Regions from separate parts of the Homo sapiens genome. Here region 2 is linked to region 1. The links are chromatin contacts, found by Hi-C or POLR2A ChIA-PET in ENCODE. All regions are on one chromosome and are shown on one strand. The core of a region is the stretch at or near the end of the contact, and the rest is flanking DNA. Distances in the headings are between cores, read along the strand shown. Region 1 overlaps DIP2A (disco interacting protein 2 homolog A). Region 2 overlaps PCNT (pericentrin).

What was found. Hi-C counts contacts between places; a loop is a spot of excess contacts on that map. ChIA-PET counts read pairs that join two places held with the same protein, here RNA polymerase II (POLR2A).
Region 2: a map of CD8-positive, alpha-beta T cell shows a loop between it and region 1 (2.4-fold over the local background). The contact joins two enhancer-like sites. A Hi-C loop is called at or near these places in 1 of 168 maps with a recorded cell type or tissue (CD8-positive, alpha-beta T cell). POLR2A ChIA-PET finds 5 or more read pairs at or near these places in 5 of 52 experiments (K562, SK-N-SH, activated CD8-positive, alpha-beta T cell and 2 more).

The regions. Positions count from the first base shown.
Region 1 is chr21:46,550,546-46,556,804 of GRCh38, forward strand. DIP2A (disco interacting protein 2 homolog A) reads left to right here. Exons shown (of 38, transcript NM_015151.4): 23 at 1-199; 24 at 1,089-1,198; 25 at 1,279-1,359; 26 at 3,624-3,747; 27 at 4,030-4,151; 28 at 4,277-4,388; 29 at 5,437-5,546. Among named protein-coding and RNA genes, the nearest start is that of S100B, 51 kb to the right of the region's middle. Within about 2 kb of position 1,251, at least 15 of the 41 ENCODE cell types and tissues checked have a DNase peak (open chromatin) inside an H3K27ac peak, as active enhancers do; they include CD8-positive, alpha-beta T cell, where a contact is called at or near this core.
Region 2 is chr21:46,421,039-46,427,297 of GRCh38, forward strand. PCNT (pericentrin) reads left to right here. Exons shown (of 47, transcript NM_006031.6): 32 at 932-1,086; 33 at 4,793-4,933. It also overlaps the pseudogene RPL18AP2. Among named protein-coding and RNA genes, the nearest start is that of DIP2A, 35 kb to the right of the region's middle. RefSeq lists enhancers at 294-800, 801-1,307, 1,308-1,813, 5,427-5,928, 5,929-6,259. Within about 2 kb of position 4,758, at least 6 of the 41 ENCODE cell types and tissues checked have a DNase peak (open chromatin) inside an H3K27ac peak, as active enhancers do; they include CD8-positive, alpha-beta T cell, where a contact is called at or near this core.

The sequences.
Region 1 (6,259 bases), core at 1-2,500:
ATTGATAGCATCCACCAGGTGGGCGTGTACTGTCTGGCCCTGGTTCCTGCCAACACCTTGCCCAAGGCTCCTCTCGGAGGGATTCACATTTCTGAAACCAAACAGCGCTTTCTGGAAGGGACGCTGCACCCGTGTAATGTGCTGATGTGCCCTCACACCTGTGTTACCAACCTCCCCAAACCTCGTCAGAAACAACCAGGTTAGTTGAACCTAACAACAGGATGCTCTCTAGTCTAACAGTGGTAACAGCGGTGCTTGTGGTTAGGGTGCGGCCCTGCTAGACCTCCAGTGCCAACTGCCCACGTCTTTGGGGCTGGGGTCAAGAGCCAGAGCGAGTGTGCACCCCAGAATGGTGCCACCTCCCGCCTTCCTGGAACCAGCCACGCATGGGGGAACTTAACCACATCACCTGCATGGTGGTTTCCACCTGCCTGTTAGGAACCAATTTTAATGATAAACTCAAGGATGGCATCTTAGCTTTGCATGGCTAGGAGATGGCTCCCTAGGGCTAGAAATGCTGCCCAGGATCATCCTGGAGCTGGACGAGCTGGACACATCACATCACCCAGTGTCTGTGTGGCCTCGGAAATCTCTCAGCAAACGGCCAACTTGCCTTCCCTCATTTTATACATTTAAAAGCTAATTTTAGAGACTGGTTTAACTTTAATGCAATTTTTCATTTCTTTGGTCCTGTTGATTTTTAGTACATGCCAAAGTTTTTTTTTATTAATTATTGAACACATATCACTAAATACATTTCATCAGGAAGATTTAATTTCCTGATTTATACATAAAGTACAGTAAAACAAAATATGTTAAGAATTTTGCTGTGACTGAGGCCAAATCGTATCCTCTGAGATGCGTCGTGTAGTAAACTTCTCAATAAGGCGTAGTTTATGTTCAAGAGAGAAATTCTCTTTGTCACTTAGCATAAACCTTGTAGCTAGCTTTCTGAATATTTGTATCTCAGTAGAAGAGTTAAATGCCTCATTCAAGTATGTTTTCAAAATAAAAATTGTAAATAAAATCACGTGATGTTTATATATGAGAAGTCACCAGCTTTTCATTCAGAGTTCCCCCGTTTCTAGAGGTTGGACCAGCCTCAATGATCGTGGGGAACCTGGTTGCTGGGAAGAGAATCGCTCAGGCTTCCGGGAGAGAGCTCGCCCACCTGGAGGACAGCGACCAGGCACGGAAGGTGACAGGCCAGTTCCGGGGACGGGTGGACGGGTGTCTGTGCCCCGGAGGCGCCAGTGAGCAAGTCGCCCTCTCGTGCAGTTCCTGTTCCTGGCTGACGTGCTGCAGTGGCGTGCCCACACCACTCCTGACCACCCGCTGTTCTTGCTGCTGAACGCCAAGGTGAGGCAGTGTCACGCCCACGGGGCTTGGAAACACCTGTGGGCCGGTGGAGCCCTTTGCTTGTCTAGTTCATGGTGCCAGTGTCCTGGTTGTTCTCATGTTTAGAGAACAGGGTGCCTGTGGACTCAGCCCCCGTCCTGGTTGTTCTCATGCGTAGAGAGCAGGGTGCCTGTGGACTCAGCCCCCTTGTCTGGTGCGGTTCTCGCTGCCTGCCCTTTCCTTTCTTGTTTTCCACACATTTCACACAATAGTATTTCTATTGATTTTGTGTTTAGCAGGAAAATTTTTATCAGCTCAAGTTTTTAAAATTAAAAACAGTATACATGTAAATATTCCTAAGTTTGTGAGCTAAAAGGAAATGTTTATTTTGTAAAAAATTAGCCATTTAGAATTTCTACATTTGGTTACAGCTTTTAAATGACAAATGTTGCTTCCTGCCCTGCTCCTGCTGCTGATTTGGAAATTCTCATGTGTTTCAAGTTCCTGTTGTGTGCATTCCACTGTGCTAGGAACATTCAGGATGTCAAGAAGGAGAAGCTGTAATCTTCATATTCAGGTTGTGGGCAGGAATGCGAAATGCGGAAACACAGAAAGTTAAATAACTTAAAACCCTGCAAGGCTTCCTGTCCCACGCACCATACAAGCTGTAAGAACTCTTAAGCTTTGGTGTCGTAAAGAGTAGGTCACTGTGGCTTAGAATATGCTCTTCTAGCTCTTGGTGCTGCTCATTCGAATTAAAAAAATACTTAATGATGCCTACAATGTGCACAGTGCACAGTAATAAGATTAAAAGGACCCCTACTCTCAGGAGGCTTAAAATCAGTCTTTCCTGCTAGAAAACAAGTTCCGTAGGAGAGAGACTTTGTTTTTCTGGTGTATTGGAAGCATCTAGAACCATGCCCAGTAAACATTTATTTTATGATTGATTGAGTTCTAAAGCCTACAAACCAGCCAGTGATTTATCATTGACCAAGGTAAAATCAGCTTATGGTGTGAACCTCAGTATCAATACAGTGGAGTGATGTAACCTGGAGTGCTGGGGAGGGGGCTTTGAATGGAACTGGGTAGCAGGGGCTATGAAGAATGATGCCCAGTGGCTCAAGGCAGGAAAGGAGGCCAGTGTGGTGGGGGCCAGGTGGTCCCAGGTAGGGGATGCAGATAAGGCTGGGGGTCGCTGGGTTTTCCCTAAGGATGCAGTGGGATCCCAGACCTTGCGGGCTTTGAGTCCCAGTCCAGATCTCAGGTTCTGTCCTGATGGGGCCCTGACTCATATGGACTGGCAAAGCTTCCGGGATTTGGAATCTCAGGATCTGCCCAGCCCTTGTGCCTGGACACAGCACATAAGTGCGTCCACTGGTCTCTCTCTTCCACTGCCTTCTGTCAGTAGAAGCCACCAATCGAGAAACAGGGAGTTTTGATGTTACACTGGTCTGCTCTGGAGTTTTATATTTATTAGACTGAATTGCACTTTTTATCTTCTTAAGAAGGACTAAAAAAGCTGCGAGGCCTGGCAGGGGATCAGGGAGGATGAGTGTCCTGAGCAGAGAGGTAGGGTTACCAGGTATTTCTGTTTGCCTTGAACTGGTCACATAGCCCCAGTGCCCCTCAGCAGAGAGACAGGGTGAATGAAGGAGCTGGTGTAGTCAGTCCTAGAGGAGACACACAGATGCCTCTGAGAAAGCCGGTTGCAGATGACACACGCCCAGGCTCAGTGCAGGTGACCTGTGGGCATGGAAAGTAGTACAATTCAGGGATGTTTGCTTATCGCTTATTATGTATTTATAATGGTGTCGTATGGAATATTTTATTGAAAAGGCCAGAAAGGTCTTCTTTACCCACGTGTTTCTGGCTCTGCCCTGGGTGAATGGAGTGCCCGCATCTCTCCCTCTTAGCTGGGACCACACAGGAGATACTTGCATGCCTGTCCCTTCACTGCTAGTGAGAGAGTACAGATGGTGAGAAAAGACACCAGTCGTGGACCATGTGCGGTGGCTTATGCCTGTAATCCCAGCACTTTGAGAGGCTGAGGCGGGCAGATCACTTGAGGTCAGGAGTTCGAGACCAGCCTGGCCAACATGGTGAAACCCCATCTCTACCAAAAAAAAGACACCAGCCGTACGTCTAGGACTGACACATTGTCATTATCATGGACGCTAATCACAAGGTGTCGTGTGCAGTGGCGTGCAGGTGGTGTGCACGCAGATCTGCGAACAGCCCACCTGCACGCACCAGCATACAGATGAGCTCAAAGATCGCTTTCCTAGGGCACCGTCACAAGCACTGCAACCTGTGTCCAGCTGCACAAAAGGGCTGAGAGAGTGGCCGCGGCTCTGATGGAGAAGGGAAGACTGAGTGTTGGGGACCATGTGGCTCTGGTCTACCCACCAGGTGGGCTCACTGTGGGGCTGTCCACCTGCAGCTCTTTGTAAGCAGCCTCCTATCCTAAGCAGCCCCCTAGACACTCCCTCCCCGAAGCATCTTCCAAAACTAAGCTCAGCCCCTCCTCTCTGCATGTGTCTGCCTCCTCAGCTCAGCTACCCCTGTGGAAACCCAGGAGTCACCCATGCCCCCCCAGCACCACCTCCCCTCCTCTCTCGCAGGAACAGTGAACAGAGGCTGGTGGGAGCCTCTTGCGGCCGGCCTCCTCACAGCCAGTCCTTGTCTCCACAGGGGTGGACCTCATTGCCGCGTTCTATGGCTGCTTGTACTGTGGCTGCGTGCCTGTCACCGTGCGGCCCCCGCACCCTCAGAACCTCGGCACCACACTGCCCACCGTCAAGATGATCGTGGAGGTGCGCCTACCTGGCCCGCGGGTCAGAGTCTGTGAGTGGGAGGCTGCAAGGCTGCCCTCCGCTGCCCCCTTTTCTGGGCAGCTTGAGAGGCCCCGCCCACCCACCCTTGGCCCCTCGCCATGCAGGTCAGCAAGTCTGCATGCGTCCTCACCACGCAGGCTGTCACACGGCTGCTCAGGTCCAAGGAGGCTGCTGCTGCCGTGGACATCAGGACCTGGCCCACCATCCTAGACACAGGTGCGTGTCCTCGCACTGCCCAGGACCAGTCCCTTTTCCTTTCTTTGTTGTAGGTGTGGTGTGGCCTGGCTGCCGTCCAAAAACACACGTGAGGCAAGAGCAGTCCTGGCAGGAGCCTGGCTGACAGCAGGGGGTGCCCCGGGCCCTGGTGGGGAGTAGGGGTCCCTGTCCCATGTGTAAACCCACGCTCCACTCAGCCCACAGCAGCCGCACCCAGTCCCAAGTGGTGTGGAGCACAGCCTTGCCCCTCTCACCCGCCTCCTACTGGCATGGGGGCTGGCAGCTCTCTGAGGCTTTCTGCAAACGCTTTGAGGACACAGCTCCCACCGCATGCCGCCACTCCAGCATCCCTGTCCCCATCATTGGTGAATGCTGTCATGCCCCATGAAATGCTGAGGGCCAACAGGGTGAGGGTCAGAAACCCCCCTGGCTCCCCTCTGCCGTGGACCTGTCTCAGCCTGGGCTGGATGGGGCTGGGCCAGGGCAGCTGGTGTAGGGGAGGGCAGGCTCAGAGCCAAACAGCTGGCCAGGGCCCCAAAGCCTCACGGGCTTGCCTCAAGGGGAGCGGTGCCTGCCCTGCTGAGCCTGTGTCCAGTTGCACCCAGGGAGGCAGTGGTGTCTGGCTCATGGGGCCACGAGAACTTGATGAAGCACGCAGAACCCAGAGCCCGTCCACAGCTATTCTTGCTGTGGTCGGGACTCGGCTCATCTGGGCTTTGCCATAGGCTCTGTGACTTTTGGCAAATCCCTAGTCCTCTAATCTTTCCTACTGGTCAGTGACGTGATGCCTCCCCTCTTCGCCCTGCCTCGTCCCCCATCCCCACAGGCTCAGTGTGGTCTTGGTGGGACCGGGTAGCGTTTCCATGAAGAATGAAATACGCTTTCCTGAGCACGCACAGCCTGCATCGTCACGGCCCCACTCCCGTCTGAGCTCACTCTCTGCAGGACTCCCAAGGACAAATCATGTGTCGCCTCTTGCCTGTGAAAGCCCAGAGCGTTCAGAATACATGTGGGAACACTAATGTTGCTGGTGTCTCCTGTTTAACAGATGACATCCCAAAAAAGAAGATAGCAAGCGTTTTCAGGCCCCCCTCCCCCGATGTCCTCGCATACTTGGACTTCAGCGTGTCAACCACTGGGATATTAGCGGGAGTGAAGGTAGGTCCTCTGAAATCTTGTTTGCTTCAGCCCCTAGAAATCAGGAGGAGTGGACAGAAAGGATGTCAGATGCAGATTTAAACTGACAGGTCCTTCTTATGCAAAGCACAAAGCAACAATTTTGCTTCTTAAGATTTGTGTTAAATACCAATAAATGCTAAGATGTGATTAGCCTGAGAGTAATGCGTTTTCTGATGCATTATGGTTATGTCTAAACTTTCTGATTTATGACTGTCTAGCTTACAGGAACTGGTGGCTTTGAAGAATCTCTTACCTTGCTGGGAGTCAATAGCTCAATTAAAATTTTTCAGGCGGGGCGTGGTGGCTCACGCCTGTAATCCCAGCACTTCGGGAGGCCGAGGCGGGTGGATCACAAGATCAAGAGATGGAGACCATCCTGGCCAACGTGGTGAAACCCCGTCTCTACTAAAAATACAAAAAATTAGCTGGGCATGGTGGCAGGTGCCTCTAATCCCAGATACTCAGGAGGCTGAGGCAGGAGAATTGCTTGAACCCGGGAGGCAGAGGTTGCAGTGAGCCGAGATTGTGCCATTGCACTCCAGCCTGGGCGACAGAGCAAGACTCTGCCTCAAAAAAAAAAAAAAGAAAAAAATTTTAAAAATTCATTACCCTGAAATTTTGTTTCAAAGATTTTTAGTGTACCATTTCTTGGGTATTATTTAGGTTATATGGGGATTTGAGCCAACCGTCTT
Region 2 (6,259 bases), core at 3,508-6,007, 130 kb before region 1:
CTCTCTCGGCACTTGCCGCCACTCACAAAAAGCACTTTGTTGGTTCATTTTGTGAATGACGTGCCCGTTATTTCTCTGAGGGGGTCATCGTCATCCTCTGAGGTTGTACTCTGCCTGCATCGTTGGCCTCTACTCCTCCCCAGTGTGCCCTCTGCTCAGCAGGCTGTGCCGGGGCATCATCCCCCAGGTGCCCAAGTGCTGCAGCCTCCGCTCCCCAGGGAGCTTTGTCCACACGGGGGCCCCGTCTCGCTGGCATCCTCATCCTCCTGTTTTGAAGTCTAACACCCTTTTTCCAGGGCGCCTCCTCCTCGTCTGGGTCTCGTGTCCCTTACACGATCCTGCCTCAGTTTCCAAAGCGCCCCCCTCCCTGTGGGCTGGCGCAGCTGCAGGTCTCTGGGATGGACCAGGGCCCTGGGAGGTTTTGAATTTTCCTCCTTGAGACCCCATGCCCACCTGACACAGGAGCTGCACCGCAGGGACCCCATGGCAGGCACGGTCAGCGTTTCCTGAGCAGTCATTGGATGCCCGTCCGCTGCCTGCCTTATCTCCGTGGCTGGCGTGGAGGGTGCAGGCCCCGCACGTCCCGCTGCTCTTGAGCTTGCCCAGGCCATCTGGGTTTTGTGGAGTCTTTGGGGGCCACGTCTGGAGAAGTGAGCAGAGGTCCCCTAAGATTGGCGCTGGAATCAGGGACTCAGGTGATGTTCTCAACCTGTGAAGTTGCGTTTTCTTACTTGACGTGCGTCTTTCTCACCAGGGTTATGTTTTTATGAAGCATTTTTGGGGCCATCAGTGTTTTCTCCGTGAGCAGAATCACGGTGTGGTTGTCGCTGGGGACTGCGGGCCGATCACCCCTGTCCTGCCTCTGCAGTGCGTCCCCTGGGGAACCCCCTGGAGAGCTGTGGGTGGGACCCTGACCCTGTGGTGTTTTTAGGTGACGGCTCGGGTTTTGGAGCAAGACTGAGCCCGGGGTCAGGAGGCCCTGAGGCTCAAACTGCTGGTCCTGTGACCCCTGCTTCCATCTCTGGAAGGTTTCAGCCGCTGCCGGAAGCCATGAAGGAGAAGGAAGTGCGTCCGAAGCACGTGAAGGTATGGCTGGCAGGGGCGGCCCTCACAGCTTCACATGTGCAGCCTCGGGGCATCCCCCAAGCCCTGTGTCCTGCCTTGCCGGGGAGAGCCTTGGAGGGCCAGCTTTTCCTGGGTGCCTCTGAGCACCTGCATTTTAATGACTCACGGGAGGCAGCCCCACGGTGGCCCCGGAAGCCGCCCACCCAGCCCTGCACTGGCCCCTTAGGTGGCCGCCTCCCATCTGGGCAGGGAGGGTCCTGTGAGCCCGTGGGCAGGTGGTGTTGCCCCGAGTCGCAGAGCCGGCCTGTGCCTCTCTCCCGCCTGTGCCTCCCTCCTGCCTGTGCCCTGTAGAGAAGCCGAGGCACCAGACGCCGCAGTGCTCTAGGACTGAGCCGAGTTCTCTTCAGACGATGGGAGAGAAGCCACTCAGCCTCCTTGGAATCAACCTTGAAGGCAGAATTTTGTGGAACTTTTCATAGGTTTTCTTTCCTCTCCCAGTTTAGCAGATCATTTTATGGCAAAACCATTGACAAAAACTTGGCTAAACAAGTGAGTGATAGAATGATGCCACTACAGGAGCTTAGTCAAGTGGTAAACATATTCCCAAACAAAACAGTCTTCACATCAGTGAAACCTCTTCTGAGACTGCGCAGTAAGTCCTCACTTAGCGTTGCCCCGAGGTTCCTGGAAACTGACCTTGTAGGAAGGACACTCCTGTGCTGCTGGCCGCAGCTCCCGTTGTCTCAGAGGGCCCTGAGGGTGCCTTTGTTACATGCGTTTAAAAGTCGCGGTTTCCAAAACCCATCCATGACGTTAAGTGAGGACTTACTGCATTCAGAATAAAACTTGTTTTACTTTATTTGGCTGGGCACGGTGGCTCATGCCTATGATCCCAGCACTTCGGGAGGCTGAGACAGGAGGATCGTTGGAGCCCAGGAGTTCAAGACCAGCCTGGGCAACATAGTAAGACCCCTCTCTGTCAGAACTGAGTCAGTTAAACCTCTTTTTTTCATTAAAATAAAAAAACTTATTTTACTTTCTTAAACATGGAAATTGGAGATTTTTTTTTTAATCAGTTTTTTATATCTTCTTTGCATTTCCTTTTTTTTTTTTTGGTGAGACAGAGTCTCACTCTGTCACCCAGCAGTGCAGTCACAGCTCACTGCAACCTCTGCCTCCTGGGCTCAAACGATCCTCCCACCTCAGCCTCCCAAGCAGCTTGGATTACAGGCGTGAGCCACCACACCCAGCTAATTTTTGTATTTTCTGTAAAGATGGAGTGTTGCCATGTTACCCAGGCTGGTCTTGAGCTCCTGAGCTCAAGTAATCTGCCCACCTCAGCCTCCCAAGGTGCTGGGATTACAGTGTGAGCCACAGCGCCTGGCCTCAAATTTTTATACAATATAAAACGTCAAGGAGATGTTTCTGTTAGTGTTTCCTATGGAAAACAACCTAATATTAGAATTCCTGATTTTTAAGGAATAAATTTGATTAATGTTAACTCTTCATACTTAGGTTTCATAATTTAAAAAGAAAAGCACAAAAGGCAGGAAAGGCCTCCTGTAGCCCTTGAGGCAGCAGCTGCGAAGCAGAGGAGGAGGGGGAGAGGAGGAGGAAGAGAAGGGGAGGGGGAGGGGAAGAGGGGAGGAGGAGGAAGAGAAGGGAGGGGGATGAGGAGGGGGAGGGGAGGAGGAAGAGAAGGGGGAGTGGGAGGGGAGGAGGGGGAGGGGGAGGGGAGAGGGGAGGAGGAGGAAGAGGAGGAACTGCTGTCCAGGGAGCACCTCCAGCTTTGAAAGGTCCCAAGTCCAGTTGAAAATCACAAGGAGTTTTTTTCATGGATGTCTCAGACTGTTTCAAACTCAGGGTTTTCCTTTATTGTCTTAATTTCTGGCCTGTGTTTTAGAGTGTGGAGCCCTGGGGTTGTGCCCACACTGACGCCGCAGTGGGGAACTGAGTGGAGCTGGGTGCTTGCCCCACTTGGAGGTGGCTCCAGGCGCGTGGGGGACACCCACTGCTCAGATGCAGCCACAGACGCCAAGAGTGTGGTCGACGCTCTAATAGCCCCTGTGGTCCCTATGCTGAGGAGGCTGAGAGGTCCTGAGCACGGGTGGGGCCCCGGCCACTCTTGGCCACCTCTGGCCGTGCCTGGAATTGAGCCATAAGTGGGCAGGGTAGGTGCTGGAGCTCAGGAAATGAGGACTCCCCTGCCTCCGCCGCTGCCACCACCACCACTGCTGACAGGCAGAGCCGCCTGGTCCTGAGTGTGGAGATGGCAGAACCTTCTCAGCCCTAGTGATTGTGTCTGTGGGACCCCCCAGGCTGCCTCACAGGCCATGTTCTAAGGTACCCACTGGTCTCTGCCCCACTTCCCGGCCTCACGGGAACCCACCTGCAAGGGCCCCGTGTCACCTGGCGGGAAGCTGTGGCCCAGGGCCTCTGCATCTCTTCTTTGTAAGAGATGTTTTTTAAAATGCATTTTCTCCTCTATACAGAATCTAGAAAAGCATATTAAAAAGAAGGAAATGGCCTGTCCTCTGCAGCTGGAAGAGAGGGGCCAAGCAGCTTCAGGGCCTGCCCGCCGCCCTGCTCCCCCGGCCCTGCTCCCACTGCGCCCCCCCCAACCCTGCTCCCCCAGCCACGGCCTTGCTCCCCCCGTCTCCGCTCCTCCCCGCACCACCCCGCTCCCCTCAACCCCACCCTGCTCTGCCGCAGACCTCAGTTTGCATCCATCCTGTGCCACATACGTTATGTTTAAAGTAAAAGTGTTTTCAGTTGTTAGAGATGAACATAGTGTGCAATTTGGTTTCACACTTTAGTGTTAATATTTGACCTTTTTTGGCATATCGTTAAAATTACAGGAAAGCCTATTTTCAGTCAGTCACACCCGTCGTAGGCTTCATCATTGCCTCATTTTGCATTTCCCTCTTTTTGGACTTTATTAGATTATTTTTCTCTTCAGGTTTTTATGCAGACGTGTCCTGTGCTTGGGTGTGTGCTCATGTGGTGGTGACCGCGCTGAGCCTCTGGGCTCTGGGCTCTAGGCTGGTCGTGACACCAGCTTCTCCATAGGGCCGTCTGCTTACCCCTCAGCCTCTCTGGCGAGACAGTCAAGTGTGTGTCCGGACACCAGCTGCTGCGTAATCGGTGGGATAAAGCAGCCGCCTCGTGTTCACAGACCTGTGGGCAGGGCCTGCTGGGGATGGTTTTCTCTGCTCCCCGTGCCCAGCACAGGCAGCTTCACCCCACGCTGGTGGTCGGCACTGGCCTCAGCCGGACCACGCACAGAGGCCTCCTGGGTGGCCATCGTGTGGCCTTCTCGTAGCGTCCCAGGTGGGCAGGGAGTGTGTGATATGTTTGTGATCTCGCTGTGGACATTGGCCTAAAGCCCTGCCCTGAGCTTTGTCCAGGCTTAGGCGGGGGACGGTGTCCCCCTCAGGGAGCAGGTGGAGTGGAGGAAGTGGCGGGGCCATCTTTGGAGTGGCTTATAGAGAAATTCACTCCAAGCCTGGCTTCCGTGTTGTCTCTCTGAAGGTCGGGAGAGGTGGGCTTGAAAACCTTGTAGCTTGAGAAGTGGGTGCCGCCTGTACGAAGCCGAGGCGGTGCCCTCCCTCTCCACAGCTGCCCGCCCTTCACAGAGTCCTGGCGGCAGCTCGGGGCCGCAGGTGGTGTAGAGCGTGGCTGTGTGGGGTGGCAGGCAACTCCCTTCTGACGCGCTTTCCCGCCACAGGCTTTACTGCAGATGGTGCGTGACGAGAGCCACCAGATCCTGGCGCTGTCAGAAGGCCTTGCACCCCCAAGCGGCGAGCCACACCCACCCCGGAAGGAAGACGAGATACAGGACATCTCGCTCCATGGGGGAAAGACGCAGGTTTATTTTGCCCTTCACACACTTCTTTTCCAAAGGATTTAAGGAGCTTGTGGTAATGGCCGCGTCCTTAGGGCCACGTGGACACTAGGATTTCTTTCTTTTTTTTTTTTTTTTTTTTTTTTTTTGAGACTCGGCTCACTGCAACCTCCACCACCCCGGGTCAAGCAGTTCTCTGCCTCAGCCTCCCGAGTAGCTGGGATTACAGGTGCATGCCACCATGCCCAGCTAATTTTTGTATTTTTAGTAGAGACGGGCTTTCACCATCTTAGCTAGGCTGGTCTTGAACTCCAGACCTTGTGATCCACCCGCCTCAGCCTCCCAAAGTGCTGGGATTACAGGCATGAGCCACCGTGCCTGGCCTAGGATTTTTTTTAGCACGGCCAAAAAGACTGAGGTCCAAGAACCCTGGGGAGGCCTTCCCATCTCCCACAGCCAGCGCAGGCTCTCGGGGCAGGTTCCCTGCGGGACGTGGAGGTGTGTGGGGGGCAGAAGGGCTCAGGGCTTTCAGGCCTGTGCCCTGTGTGAGCCTGCGGGGAGGCTGAGAGTGGTCCCTCCTGGCCATGTGGCCCTGCGGACTCGGCCCATTCCAGCACTTGTCCCCCAGGGCCTCTCCTCCTGCCACTCGGGTGACTTGCCCTCCGGCCTCATTCCTCCCCTTGGGTCTCTCCTACCTCCCCCTCCACACCCCAAGCCCCAGCAACTGGACCTCAGGGCCTCACCTCTGTGCTGTCGACCCCGCACCCCACTTTTCCCCAAGTCCTCCCCATCTCCCTGCCTGTCTGCTTCCATCACCAGGGCTTGTGGAGGTTGTGGAGTGGGTGCCAACTCCCATCACGCTCCCTCCCATCTCCGTGCCCACCCTGTCCTGCCCCTGTGCCTGCCTCTGACTGGGATCAAAGCTTTGTGAGGGAGGGAAGGGCTTTCTCCCTGTGCCTGGAACGCACAGGGTGTGCTGGTGCCATGGAGAGCCGGTGGGAGGGTCAGCCCCACCCGCCTCCGCTCGCCCCTCCAGCAGGCCCTGGTTGTGTGCGAGCGGCAGCCTGGCTGGCATTCAGGAGGCTCATTGGTGCTGCACGCTGCCCCTGGGGACCAGCGGGTAGCCCCTTGCAGCCTTAGGTCCCCTCCAGGCCCTGGGCCTTGAAGGCACAGCAGCAGGAAAAGAGGGAAGGAGCTTTGCTGACATTTTCCTGACCTTACTTTATCGTCTTTTTCAGTCTCTTCTGTGCTCATGATGGCAGCCTTTGCTTCTCGTGCCTTGAATGGCCCTGGGCAGTGTGTGTCTTCTCTTCTGTCAGGGTCATTTCTGTTTGAACGGCTGTCAGTCTG